Regions from separate parts of the Homo sapiens genome. Here region 1 is linked to region 2. Evidence: chromatin loops called from intact Hi-C (ENCODE). Cell type or tissue: CD4-positive, alpha-beta T cell. All regions are shown on one strand.

Region 1 (2,500 bases), 190 kb before region 2:
CCATGCCTGGCTAATTTTTTTGTAGAGACTGGGTTTCACCATATTGGCCAGGCTGGTCTCGAACTTCTGACCTCAGATGTTCAGGCCGCCTTGGCCTCCCAAAGTGCTGGGATTACAGGCGTGAGCCGCTACGCCCATCCAGAACAACAGGCACTGGGGCCTACTGGAGAGTGGAGAGTGGGAGGAGGGGGAAGAGCAGAAAAAAAAAAACCTATCAGGTACTAGGCTTAGTACCTGGATGACAAAATAATCTGTACGACAAACCCCCATGACGCAAGTTACCCATATCACAAATCTGCACATGTAACCCTGAAGGTAAAAGTTAAGTAAATAATAAAATATTTTACATTTATTTAAAAATTCTAAAATGGTTGTATTTTAAAAGTAAAAACAAATTTTGGTTAGGATTTGAGCTTATTCCATTTTTCTTCTAATTTTCCAAATTAAATGTAAAATGAGAGCATCCCAGGTAGGGGGAGGTAGGGGAGAAACCAAATAATTTTCAAGTCATATTTGAAGAGCAGGTATGTTCTCTCACGATTTACAGTGCAGGTGCATTTTAATTTAACTGCTTTAAATGATGATAAAAATTGTTCAAGTAGAACAAAGCAAAGTTTTAGAAGTGACTTGTAAACAGCCATTCTTAATTTTTTCCTGTTTTCTCTCCACTTATGTGACTTGCATGAATTTCTGAAGCAGTCCTTTCAAATGACACTGCTCCAAACATGTGAATTGCATTCATCAACAAAATCCAGCCTTTTCCTTTGTAGGACAATGTGGGGTCACGGGGCAAGGGGTCTTTTCTTTGTCTAGCCTGGTGCCAAAGCAAAGACTAGTCCTCCCTGCGTTTGGACCCAGTGACATGTTTCCATTTGTCATTGAACACTAGGGGGAGGAACTGTAGCCTCTGAGGTACCCCCATTTGGTCCTCACCCTCTACCAGAGGATTTGCTGCTTCAGCCTCTTCAGTGCCCCAGGTATTTGATGCAAAGATTATGCACTTATGCTGCCAGTTATCAGGGTTGTGTGGGTGTCTTTAGAGGGGTCTCCCCTTAGCATCAGGTCTCAATGACAGAATCTAAATAACACAGGTTACTCATCACGAGTTAAAGATTTTTTCCCTTTTCACATTGATGCTTCTGATATACTTTTATACGTTAGCTGATTGTATGTGCGTACTTTGTGGCTGCAAAGATGCAGCTGGAAAGTGTGTGGGGGTTGTCTGCTTCCTCTGAGGCTGCTACAGGTGGTCAGGTGGGGGCGGCTGTGATAAAGGTACAGCACCCACTTCCGCCAGCTTGTCTTGTGCGCCCTGTAACCCACTGCATGAACCCGAGTGGCACTTCAACCGGATTTTCTTGTTGGCACTTTTATCTTTCACTGCTTCTGACTTGCCTGTTGAGGTTTATGACTAAGGTTGTGATTAAAAATTCCCTTTTTAGGTATGAAAAGTCTTTTCAATTACTTTGTGTTCCTTTTTTTGTTTTGTTTTGTTTTTGTTGTGTGTGGACTTTCTGGGTTTTGTAAAAATGAATCTTAAAAAAATCTTAATATTATGTAAGAGTTAGATAAAGGTTAAGTAGCTAATATATTCTCTCATCAGGGCATAGAATCAACGTATGTTCTTGGAAGATTAAGTGTGTCAAAATGCATTTTATGATGGAAGCACTGTCAGTTGTTTAGAATAGGCATGGAAAAGCCCTTTTCAGAATATTGTCATAAAATCAGACTTGGAAAGGTTTTCGTTTATTCAGTCTGTATTCCCCTATCTGTCTGTTTAATCTCTGCATATTACTGTCCTTGGAGCACGGAGAAACGTGAGCTACCCTTGGAGGTTTATAGTCCCACTGGAAGGGAACTAATGTTTACGCCTGATTATATGATAGGAGCTTTACATGTTCTTATTCAGTCTTTGAGGAAACCTTATAAATAAGATAATAACTTTTTCAGAGAAAGAAGCTGGGGTTCTGAGACATTACCCACTTAGGGGCACCCAGAGGAAAGAGCAAGACCTCCAGCTCCATCACCAGTAATTTCCAGCCTGTGAGCTTCCCTCCACACTCAGTAATTTAAAAAACAACTTGATTTAGGGACATCTAGTAAATATTCTAGAAGTTCAGAGGCAGAAAAGCTAGTTTGCAGCTGAAGTACTCAGATTTCCCACTGGCTGAGTGGGAAATCAGACCCGAGCCTTGACAGTGGGCAGAATTTGTATAGAGGAGCCAAGAGAAGAAGAGTTTCCACACTGTATAAGCCAAATGATGGAAGGTGTAATAACAAAGGAAGGGTGAGCACACAGGTTTAGGAGATGCTGTGTGGGCCAGTCCAGCTGGGAGCCATTACCATTTAACACTTAATGGAGTGCTTACTGTGCTAGGCACTCTTCTAAGTTCTTCACACCTTTTAACTATTCTTATCTTCACAGCAAGCCTTTGCAGGAGATATTATCAAGTCCCTCCTGCCCCCACTTTTTTTAGAAACAGAGTCTTGCTCTGTTGCC
Region 2 (2,500 bases):
AATTCTGATTTTATAATTTTGGTAACAAAATTTCATTCAAATATATGCCTTCTTGTGCTGTGAACAGAGTTTTCCTTTAACTTTGCATCCTTTATCCCCCTTTAAAGATGCATCTCTTCCGATTGCTGTGGTGTGATTTTATAGCTCCTTGAGTTGTGCTGGTATCTCTGTGCTTCCCTTTGGAGAGTACTAGGCCTTCAGGTTAGGATGAATCCTAACACTTGGCCAAGGTTAGGAAGGGCTTTGAGCACTGAAAGAAAACCAAGGTAAAATTTAAGGAATTGTTAGAAGATTCATCTGAGAAATGTAGAATTGTAATCCACAAACTTTATGTCCGTAGAATAGGAAGTATTTAGTAAGCAGCTAGCTGCTAGAAGGGATTTTGTTTGTTTAAAAAAAAAAGAAAAAGTCTGTCTTTGACATTGGTTATATCTAGGTTTTATCATCCCGTGTAAAGGATTCTTAAGTTCCTTGAAAGCAGTGACTTTGAGAGCATCCCTTCATGTCCTCTGTGTCCTTGTATGTAATAGGAACTCAGTGTATATTGGATTAATATTTCTGTGGCTCTTCAGTGACAGATGAATGAATGTGCTCAATTCAGGTAACTACATTTGACCTTTTTCCTACAGCAATTGAAGGGTGTTTGGGTAGCATCTGCGATTGTGTTGAATGCCCTGGTTGGTTACGGGTGTGGGGAAGTGGTATACAGTACTTTGATCCTCCTTTGGAGAAGGAGATGCTAATGTGGATAATGAGAATTTGGTTCTTTATCTTTAGTTTCGATTTGGCCGCCTTCCTTCACTGAGTCACAGTGCTCACTTGTTTAGTGATGGGCATGTCATTTAAGCCTGAGACTGTCCCTCAGACTGTTTATGACATTGGATCTGAATTTCCCATTAGATGAACAGCCAGCATTTGTCATATAAATTCAAGAACACACTAAAAGTTTGTTGGCTTTGTAGTTGACATTGAGATTAACTTTCTCTAACCTAAACCAGTGAAAACTAAAATGCTCCTCACCACATAAAAGTTTTGCTTTCGCTGCGTTCAGACCCCTCCTACCTTGTCACAGCACAGTCATTTGGAGTCTGATTTGGGGGCGGTGTGGTTGTCTCAGTGGCGTATGACCCACTTTGTGTAATACTTAATTGCCTGTGTTTTTACAACACAAGTCAGAAGTTCTGGCGATAGTGGACTATCACCCAAAAAAGATTTTCTGAGACATCTCATCAGAGCTGCTCGAGTACCGCGCATGAAGACGGTGTTAGCTCTGCAGGGCATGTGCTAACTACCAGACGATGAAAGAACATTTCCTCTAGTTTCTGGATAATGAGCAGGCACACAGGTAAAGATGCCTTTCTCAGGGTTGACGCCTTTTGTTTCCTAATGATTCTGATGATTTTGTTGAACTAGACTTTTAAATATTAATTGTTACCTGCATATGTTTGCTGTTGTGGTTTGCAGAGGGCTCAGAGGAACAAGCATTTTAATTGGTATCCTGGGACTGTAATAACTTTTTATTAAAAGTCTGGAAAGATAGTAATCAAAAATAGACTCTCATCTCTATCTTCTCTGTGCCCCTGGCAAATATCCTCTTCATCAATTTTGTTTTTATTATTTGCCGTCAAGATGGTTATCTCTAAATATCAGATGCTTCAATCCACAGTGATAACCATGTGTGAATTAATGCTTGATAAGCTTCAGGTTATCAGGTGGAGAAGTGTGGTTAAGGCATACAGAAAGAAAAAATGCACAGAAGGAAAGGGATAGCAAGGGGATACTGTGCCTTGGTAAGCGTGGTGCCACCGCAGACTAAAAGCAGATATAAGTCAAGTGCTACTGACTTAAGTTTGGCAAAATCACTCCTCACAGCCCGCTCTGTTTTAGAAATGTTTATATTTCTGATATCACTTTTGTTAATTTGAAGAACTTTTAAAATACCATCATTGTTTCAAAACAAAATGTGGAAGGTGTGGATCACCTTCCTGAATTTACAGAAAAGTTTTTGGGTACATTTCTTTGCGGAAGATTGGCTGAGATGTGGTTCACGGCAGGGTGGTGCCCGTGCCTTGCGGATCACGTTGTCTGTACACTGACTGACATACCAACTTAGAGTCTTTGAAAATGCCCATTGGTAAGTCAACATTGTTTTCCCTGAAAGTCCTGAGACAGAAAAAAAAAAAAAATGAAAGTACAAACACTAACTGGAAAAAATGTCACACATTTTAGCCACTTTGCATCCCTTGTTAGGACAAACCCTGGTCTGGGTTTTTTTACATTTTGAAGTTGTGTGGTAGGTGGGGCAGTGTGGGTGGCCCAGAAAAAGTAGCGGTTAGAATAAGATTTTCCATTTATTGCCCTTTGTGCATGGCTAAAAATAAGAGTCATACAAATCAGAATATGTAGTGCAAGCAAAATCACTCTGTTAATTCTGATGACTGGTTTGCCCACATCTTTGCATCTGTCTGGTAAGTGGTATATTGGGAAATAATTTGTCTCT

What was found. A loop is a pair of places that touch in the nucleus more often than their neighbours do. Peaks named below come from ENCODE experiments on the same cell type or tissue, not always from the same donor. Only the 100,000 strongest peaks of a DNase experiment are listed, where the experiment ranks them.
Region 1: a loop joins it to region 2, with 4 times the contacts of the local background. A loop is called at or near these places in 17 of 110 quality-filtered maps.

What each region holds. Positions count from the first base shown.
Region 1 is chr6:90,273,334-90,275,833 of GRCh38, reverse strand. All of the region lies in intron 1 of BACH2 (BACH transcriptional regulator 2), which reads left to right. Among named protein-coding and RNA genes, the nearest start is that of BACH2, 22 kb to the left of the region's middle. In CD4-positive, alpha-beta T cell, a CTCF peak has its summit at 962; a DNase peak (open chromatin) is centred at 1,263; H3K4me3 peaks cover 984 bases; H3K27ac peaks cover 2,008 bases.
Region 2 is chr6:90,079,602-90,082,101 of GRCh38, reverse strand. The region is part of intron 5 of BACH2 (BACH transcriptional regulator 2); the gene reads left to right. Among named protein-coding and RNA genes, the nearest start is that of GJA10, 190 kb to the right of the region's middle. In CD4-positive, alpha-beta T cell, no CTCF peak of the experiment used is centred here; DNase peaks (open chromatin) are centred at 741, 1,081 and 2,051; H3K4me3 peaks cover 2,144 bases; H3K27ac peaks cover 2,229 bases.